2 separate regions of the Mus musculus genome follow, and region 2 is linked to region 1. Evidence: chromatin contacts called from ENCODE POLR2A ChIA-PET data. All regions are on one chromosome and are shown on one strand. The core of a region is the stretch at or near the end of the contact, and the rest is flanking DNA. Distances in the headings are between cores, read along the strand shown. Region 1 holds the start of Polr2a (polymerase (RNA) II (DNA directed) polypeptide A). Region 2 holds the start of Slc2a4 (solute carrier family 2 (facilitated glucose transporter), member 4).

The links. ChIA-PET counts read pairs that join two places held with the same protein, here RNA polymerase II (POLR2A).
Region 2: POLR2A ChIA-PET joins it to region 1 with 14 read pairs in embryonic stem cell. The contact joins the promoter of Slc2a4 here to the promoter of Polr2a in region 1. POLR2A ChIA-PET finds 5 or more read pairs at or near these places in 3 of 5 experiments (Patski and embryonic stem cell).

What each region holds. Positions count from the first base shown.
Region 1 is chr11:69,756,880-69,760,928 of GRCm38, reverse strand. It overlaps Polr2a (polymerase (RNA) II (DNA directed) polypeptide A), which reads left to right and starts at 2,296. Exons shown (of 29, transcript NM_001291068.1): 1 at 2,296-2,798. The coding sequence starts at 2,706. It overlaps Slc35g3 (solute carrier family 35, member G3), which reads left to right. Exons shown (of 2, transcript NM_019871.2): 2 at 1-1,045. The coding sequence ends at 794.
Region 2 is chr11:69,946,297-69,950,625 of GRCm38, reverse strand. Slc2a4 (solute carrier family 2 (facilitated glucose transporter), member 4) reads left to right here and starts at 2,436. Exons shown (of 11, transcript NM_009204.2): 1 at 2,436-2,677; 2 at 3,942-4,058; 3 at 4,168-4,329. The coding sequence starts at 2,645.

The DNA of each region.
Region 1 (4,049 bases), core at 1,047-3,546:
TCCGATGCCTCTTCCACCTCCCCATTGCCTTGTTACTTAAGTTCCGTGGTGATCCACTGCTGGGACCTCCTGATGTTCGGGTTCGGGCCTTCCTCCATGCCATTCTTAATGTCCTCAGCATTGGTTGCGCCTACAGTGCTGTTCAGGTGGTGCCTGCCGGCAACGCAGTCACTGTCCGCAAAGGTTCTTCCACCGTGTGCTCTGCCCTCCTGGCACTCTGCCTCGAGAGCCAGGGTCTCAGTGGCTATGCCTGGTGTGGCCTGTTTGGCAGCACCCTTGGGCTAATCATCATCGTGGGACCTGGACTAGGGACACTGCAAGAAGGGACTACTGGCCTCTACACAGCCCTGGGCTATGTACTGGCTTTCCTGGGAGGACTGGCACTGTCACTGGGGCTGCAGATTTACCGCTCTCTACACTTCCCTTCCTGTCTACCAACTGTGGCCTTCCTTTTTGGCCTGGTGGGGCTAATGGTCTCTGTACCAGGCCTCTTTGTGCTGCAGACCCCTGTGCTACCCCAAGACACTCTAAGCTGGAGCTGTGTGGTGGCAGTGGGGCTCCTTGCATTGGTTTCCTTTGTATGTGTGAGCTATGCAGTCACCAAGGCCCACCCTGCCCTGGTATGTGCTGTCCTGCACTCTGAGGTCGTGGTAGCCCTCATGCTGCAGTATTACGTGCTCTATGAGACCGTGGCACCTTCTGACATCATGGGAGCAGGGGTTGTGTTGGGCAGCATTGCCATCATTACTGCCCAGAACCTCAGTTGTGATAAGGAAGGGCAAACGGAGGAATGAAATCAAACTTGAGGGGGGGAGGGGGGACAGGGGTAAATAGGAGAGATGGGAATAAAAACCATGGGAGAACAAATGCCTGGCAAAGAACTGGTGTGGAGGACCAGTGAGATAGCTCAGCAGATAGAGGCTAATGCTACCAAGCCTGATCTATATGGTAGATGGAGAGAACCGACTCCTACAGATTATTCTCTCTATACATTCGCTGTGGCGTGCTTACACACAAAATAAAAAATATATATTAAAGCAAAAAACTGGTGTGGAGAGAGATGCCCTAGGATTCAAGGGTGACTTGGGACTAAGTGGAGAGGAGAGACCGGGAGCATGTACAGGAACCAGGGTATGGAATTGGGGCTGGGAACAGGGAATAAGGGCATCACTCAGCAGCGAGGTCTCAGATCCAGAGGACTAAGGAAGCCTGGTAGTGGGTCAAGGGGATTAATCCCACAGGCAGGAAAGAGAAGAGCGCTGGAGATGAAGAACGAAGAATGCAGCTTGTCAGGCGAACAGCCAGCACTGGGGGAGGGGCGTGTTTCCTTTCCTTTGGAAGGTATTTTGCTTTCCTCAGTGGTGGTGCTCCCTGTCCGAGCGGTGATGTAACGCTGACATCAAGCATGAATGAATCACTGTGGTTGGCTGAGCAGTTGGCTTTGCTTTGAAAAGGAGTGGAAACATGCTCTTTTGGGAGATTCCCTTGAAACACTCAGCCGCCACCTTATTTCTGAAGTCGTCTGAAAGGTGTAGGGTTTCCTTGACCCCGAATTCCCCAAGACATCCCTATTCTGCCCCACCGCTAATCTGCTTTTCTCAGATTGTCACGGTCGCGTGATCTGCGGCTCCTGGGTAGCAGCCATTCTACTTTCAGAATAGGCCTCCGGGCTCGGGAAAAGCTTGGGCTGAACATCGAGCGCCAGGGCTCCGTAAAGCTATTAGAGCACAGGCGGTGCCCCAACGTCCTGGGGCCTCTCCACTAATAACGGCTACTTCCAATTGATTGGACGCGCCATCTTGCCTGCCTTATGCATATTCAGCGGTGAACTGAATATTCATGAACGAGGCCCGTCCCGTCCCTCCCTCCTTCCCCCCACCCCCGGAACCCGCTCCGGAGGACCCGAAGGGCCCCGCCTTCATTACCGATGCGTAGGACAAACCATTTTCCCGATGTGTGTGGGGGGATACTAATGAGAGACTTTAGCTGAAAATGAGCCTGAACTCCGAAGCTGAGTAAAAATGGCCTAACTTTATCCTCCGTTCTGTAAGTCCTCGGTTTGAGTGCACGGGAAACCCGAAAGGAGGACGACAGGACCAGGAACATTCTCCTCCTCCTGTCGCGTCAGAAAGAACACCCAACCAGGGAGCCGGAGCCCTAGCGTCAACAACTCCGCCGCGCGCGCTCCGTGTAGGCCGGTGCGGGCGGCCCCGTAGCGCAAGGGAGGGCGGGAAAGGAAGGGGCGGGACACAAGGGCGAATCTATAAAGGGCGTCACTCAGCCAGTTCTCTCCTCAGAAGCGCCGAGAGCGCGACCGGGACGGTTGGAGAAGAAGGTGGCTCCCGGAAGGGGGAGAGACAAACTGCCGTAACCTCTGCCGTTCAGGATCCCGGTTACTTATTTATTCGTTACCCCTTTTCTTCTTCCTCCCTCCCAAAACCTCCTCCTCTCCTCCCTTCTTTTGTTTCCTTTTTGGGAGCCGACGAATCTCCGGAAAGGGAGAAAAGGCTTTCTTTCAGCCCTTTTCGTTCCTCTGCCTTCCCCCCCCCTTCCCCCCTCCCCCACCTTTCCCTCCTCCAGCCTTTCCCTCCCTATCCCGGGAGGTCTTTCCTGGTGGCCGCCCGGACGGGTTCTGAGCACTTAGGCGGCGGTGGCGCAGGCTTTTTGTAGCGAGGTTTGCGCCTGCGCAGCGCGCCTGCCTCGCCATGCACGGGGGTGGCCCCCCCTCCGGGGACAGCGCATGCCCGCTGCGCACCATCAAGAGAGTGCAGTTCGGAGTCCTGAGTCCGGATGAATTGGTAAGATAGTCCGCCCGTCTCTCTGCTATGCCTTTGGCTGATGATCCTCTGGGAAGATGGGTCAGTGATGCTGATGTTGTGCGGGGGTCCAGCCTTCAAAAGTTAAATTATGCCAGGACTTAAACAAGCGAAATGCTATGCCTGAGATGAGTGCTTGACTGGACAGAGAAGAAAGATGTTTCCATACTTGAGCATTGCTGCGGTTCAACGAGACAGGGTTGAAAGTTGTACAGGAAGTGGATCCCCAGTTTTAGTTCTTTCACCAATATTGAGCATCCTGCTATGTGACAGTAATCAGACACTAGGAACACAGCTGCACAATAAATATAACAGAAACTCTACCTTCTAAAACACTATGGGAAAAACAGAGAAGAGAGCTTAAGAACAAAAAGAAATGAGCAAAAATAAGTACCTAGATTAAAGCAAAATGAGGAAATGCTGTAAGAAGTCACTGAAATTGAATGGTGTCAGGGTTTGGAAGACATACTTGCCAGGGATGGTGACATTCCCAAGTAATATCAGTCATCAGAGCTATTTTTTTAGGTGGAGGAAACAAGTGTCATGGGACTGAGAGGGAAATAAACTTGTATTCTAGAGACTGAAAAGCCAGTGTTGGGGCAGGCAGGGTTAGTGGGTGCGGAGAGTGCACTGAAGAAGCACGGGATATTGTAAATTACGCTCTAGAGAGTCCAAATTTCTGTTTTCAGTAGGAAACCACTGGGTAATTATAAAGGTGACAGTAGTAACTTATACACACACGCATGTACAGAAGCTCCGTAAAGAGCTGATGTGAAGTGGGTGAGGATAGACAAGGGATAGCTTTTGGAGACTTGGACTTCTTCCTCCTGAGAGGAATAGAGAGTGGAATTAAACAGCTGATTCTAGACTGAGGCAGTCCTGTTGGGGTAAGGGCTCAACTATAGCAGAACTCAAAAGAAAAAACAGAAAAACCTACATCAGGGCTGGTAAGATGGCTCAGCAGGTAAGAGAACTGACTGCTCTTCCGAAAGTCATGAGTTCAAATCCCAGCAACCATATGGTGGCTCACAACCATCTGTAATGAGATCTGATGCCCTTTTCTGGAGTGTCTGAAGTCAGCTACAGTGTACTTACATATAATAAATAAATCTTAAAAAAAAAAAAACAAAGCCCTACATCAGGTTTCTGGACATCCAAGACCTCACAGACCGACACAAAATAAATTCCAGATAATTAAAGTAATAAAACATTAAGAAAGAACAGGATTTTAGG
Region 2 (4,329 bases), core at 1,187-3,686, 190 kb before region 1:
GGGGGTCAGAAGAGAATGTCAGATCACCTGAAACTGGAGTTGCAGTTGGTTGTGAGTCACCATGTAGATGCTGGGAGTTTAACCTGGGTCCTCTGCAACAGGCTTCCTTAACCACTGCGCCACCTCTCCATCCCCGAGAGCCTTGCTTTGGAGGATGAATAGGCATTCTCTGGTATTCCAGACTGCAGGGACAGGTAAATGCACCAAGTGTAATCCCAGGCCTCATGAGGCTAAGGCCAAAGTATCACAAATTCAAGGTCAGACTAGCTGACATATAAGTTCTAGGCCAGTAGGAAGAGGGAAAGAGGGGCAGGAAGGATAAAAAAGGGAGGAGAGGAAGGAAGAAGAGGATGAAGAGGAAGAAGAGGATGGGTAGAGGCAAGAAAGGAGACAGTTAAGGGGAAGATCTGGGTAGGAGAATCCAAACTTGATCACAGGACAAGAAAAAGACAGTGACTCTAGGCAGGAATTAACCTCAGATCTACAGTCCCAACACTCTGGGTAGAACAGCAACTTCGAGGCCAGTGTGTAATATATAGTGAGTTCCACGTCAGTTTCAGGTACTGCAAGACTGTCTCAAAAACAAAACAAAAGGGATGTGCTTTGAAAATTGTAATCTACCCTCCTGTTTTTGTTGTGTTCGGCTTAGGTGTTTTGTTTTGTTTTGAAACCTTGGCTGTTCTGGAACTCACTCTGTAAACCAGGCTGGCCTTGGGGTTAGAGATGTGCCCCACCACCCCTGGACATTCTTCTCTCTTTTTATTTTTAATTATTTTTTTAAAGATTTATTTATTTATTATATGTAAGTACACTGTAGCTGTCTTCAGACACTCCAGAAGAGGGAGTCAGATCTCGTTACGGATGGTTGTGAACCACCATGTGGTTGCTGGGATTTGAACTCTGGACCTTTGGAAGAGCAGTCAGATGCTCTTACCCACTGAGCCATCTCACCAGCCCCTAATTATTATTTTTTATGTGAATGGGCATTTTGCCTGCATATATGTCTGTGTACCACATGTGTACCTGGGGCCAGTGGAAGCCAGAAAAGGGTGTTGGAGCCCCTGGAACTGAAGTTACAGATGGTTGTAGCTTCCACATGTGTGCTGGGAATCAAACCTGATTCTGGAAGAGCAGTCAATGCTTTTATCTGCTGAGCCATCTTTCTTGCCCCTCCACCCTCCTCTTCAGGGAAGAGGAGAAGCAAGAAAAGCAGTCATGACAGGATAGTCCAGAATAAAGTGGTAGTGGTACGGATGAAGAAAACCAATGTGCAAGAGAAGTCAAAACACCAACATTGAGAAGACACCATGAAAGTGACTGGTTAGCTCCTTGGGAAAAGGAACTTGAAGGAGGTCCATACTTGTACGTGTTCGTCATATAAACGGTACCATTCTGGCGGCAGCTAGACTCAGGTCTGGCGTTCCATAGAGGGCTGGGTTGTAGGTTATTGAGCTCTCAGGGGAAGGGTTAATAGAAGAGAGCCACCCCAGAAGTTAGCTACCCTGGTGCAATCCACTAAGGTTCCTCGCTCTCCCTCTAGGTGGCGCCAGAAGCCTTGCACTTCTCTTGGGCCTTTTTCTGAATTGAGCTCTCTCTCCACATTCTTCGCCAGCTCTCTCCCTGGACGTGCTTAGGTCGTGCCCTCTCAGCTGTAGACCCAAAACAGTAGCTGACTCTGGAAAGCTTGTCGCCCACGCGGCCAGCACATGCCTGGAGGCTCAGGGACTTCAGGGAGGGTGGTGTGACTGGCGTGAGCACCTGTCCCTTGGGTCCCCTCCAAGAACCAGTGTAGAGACTATGTGGAGGGGATGGGCCAGTAGGCAGCGCGCCGCCCAGAGATGCGTGGAAAGAAAGGACGATCAGGCATGGTCTCCAGATACACTAGGAACGGAAGTTATTGGTCCCTTGGATCATCTCCTCGTGGGAAGCGTGTCGCGGACCCTTTAAGGCTCCATCTCCTTTGCCCTCCCCCGCCTGGGACAGGCTGGGACACCCGGGACCTGACATTTGGCGGAGCCTAACGTGGGAACTAAAAATAGCCACTCCGGGTTACTTCGGGGCATACACACATACACACACACACACACACACACACACGCGGGCTCTATGTCATCCTGCTGGAGTTACCCCGTACCCTGGCAAGTACATGTAGCCCATACCCTCCTCTTCGACCTTTCAGGGGGACCAGCTGCACTCAATTCTTTCAGAAATTTCGCAGTCCAAGATTTTGGATGGCGGGAAGAGCCTTTTGTTCCAAGGACCCTACTTTGAAAACTCAGAAGCAGGCGGGAACCTTAGGGGCGTGTCTCCCCAGCCAGCACTAGGGCTAGGGGTGGGGGCGTGGCCTTTTGGGGTGTGCGGGCTCCTGGCCAATGGGTGTTGTGAAGGGCGTGTCCTATGGCGGGGCGGGAGTGGGGAGGTGGCTTCAGCTCTCCGCATCTTTCCCCCTCAAGCGGGTCTCACTAGATCCCGGAGAGCCTTGGTGCTCTCCGGTTCCGTGGGTTGTGGCAGTGAGTCCCACCAGACCCGCCCTTTGCACACGGCTTCCGAACGCCGGGGTCTCGTGCCGGCCAGGCCCGGACCCTATACCCTATTCATTTTTTTCTTATTGCAGCGCCTGAGTCTTTTCTTCTTTTAAAACAAGATGCCGTCGGGTTTCCAGCAGATCGGCTCTGACGTAAGGTTCAGCATACCGGGGCGAATTGGGAAATCTGGTCCAGTTTTTCTTGGGCTGAGTTTGGGGTTGGGGTCAGCTAGGAGGCGGTTCTTGCGCAGGCGCAGGGGTTGGAGATGGGGGGCTGGCTATTTATATTCAGCCTAGACAACCCGTGACTGTCAAATTCCAATCCCGCCAAGAGACAGAGTGGGTCCGAGAGACTCTTTACGCGCCCAGGCTGAGAGACTGGATTCTCGGGAATCCAGAACTTGTCTCCTAGCCTACTGTGCACTGCATGGGGTGACACTCTGCCCACGACTCTATTTGGAATGGTAGATCCAGAGTCTCGCCTTCCCTTCCCGGAGCTGTTCAGATTTACGGTGTTTCTAGGACCCGAGCACTTCGGGGGCCCCACCCCCACTGCTGGCTGTCTTCCAGGAGGCTGAACTTTCTCTCGGCCTTGCGGTGGGTGGAGGGGCAGAGGGGAGTGTCAGCCCCCCCCCCCAGCTCAGGTTTCCTCTTGGAGACAGACTGTGCCGCCAGCAGTAGCCACCACTGCCACCGCCCCTCACACCACTCACTACCATCCCTCCTCTTCCCCTGGGCATGGCTCTCTCTCCCTGCTAAAATCCCCCCTCACATCCCCGAGTACTTGGTCCCAGTTTAGGAGCTGAGGGTTGGCTAGGCCTAGACCTAAAAGGCTACCCCAAAGCAATGACCCAGACGCCCTTTCTGGACTAGCCATTCTTGGGCCTGTTTACGGCCTACTGGAGCAAGCTGAGAGAACTTCCAGAAGGAAGAGACAAGGGCTAGAGGTGATGTTAAAACATTATTTATATTAGTTTATAAAACAGGCACTGTCTGGGATACTGTTATAGTTGATTTTGATTTTTCAAGTGTTTTCACAGACTGACAGGTAGCCGAGGGAGGCAATATCACCTGACAGAAGAGGAAATCCAGGTTCAGTTTAGAGTGGGGAAGTGACTTACCCAAGGTCACACAAGTCTTGAGTCTGTCTCAAGGTCACAGGGGAATTTTGAGGTCCAGATCCTCAAACTTTTGCCTGTGGTGTGGACACAGAGATCGGTTTTTTCCTACATGCCCAGGTTCCTGTGGCGTTCTGTTTACAGTGAGATCTTTGTACAATTCCTAATATGGCCCACTTTCTCTCATCCAGTATGTTGGATGGAGCCCAGAATCTTCATGCTGCAGCTAGGCCTGGGCCCCTGAAGGAAGTCAAACATGACTCTACATGACATACCTTCCTTTGTTTCTGTCTGTCCAGGATGGGGAACCCCCTCGGCAGCGAGTGACTGGAACACTGGTCCTAGCTGTATTCTCAGCTGTGCTTGGCTCCCTTCAGTTTGGCTATAACATTGGGGTTATCAATGCCCCACAGAAGGTGAGTGACCTACCAGCTGTTGGGGTGTGGTGGGCGGGGTATATCAGGCAGTGGAAAGAGAAAGGTCTCTAGAGTTACTCCCATATTCCCCCCCCTCCCTCGCAACCAGGTGATTGAACAGAGCTACAATGCAACGTGGCTGGGTAGGCAAGGTCCTGGGGGACCGGATTCCATCCCACAAGGCACCCTCACTACGCTCTGGGCTCTCTCCGTGGCCATCTTCTCTGTGGGTGGCATGATCTCTTCCTTTCTCATTGGCATCATTTCTCAA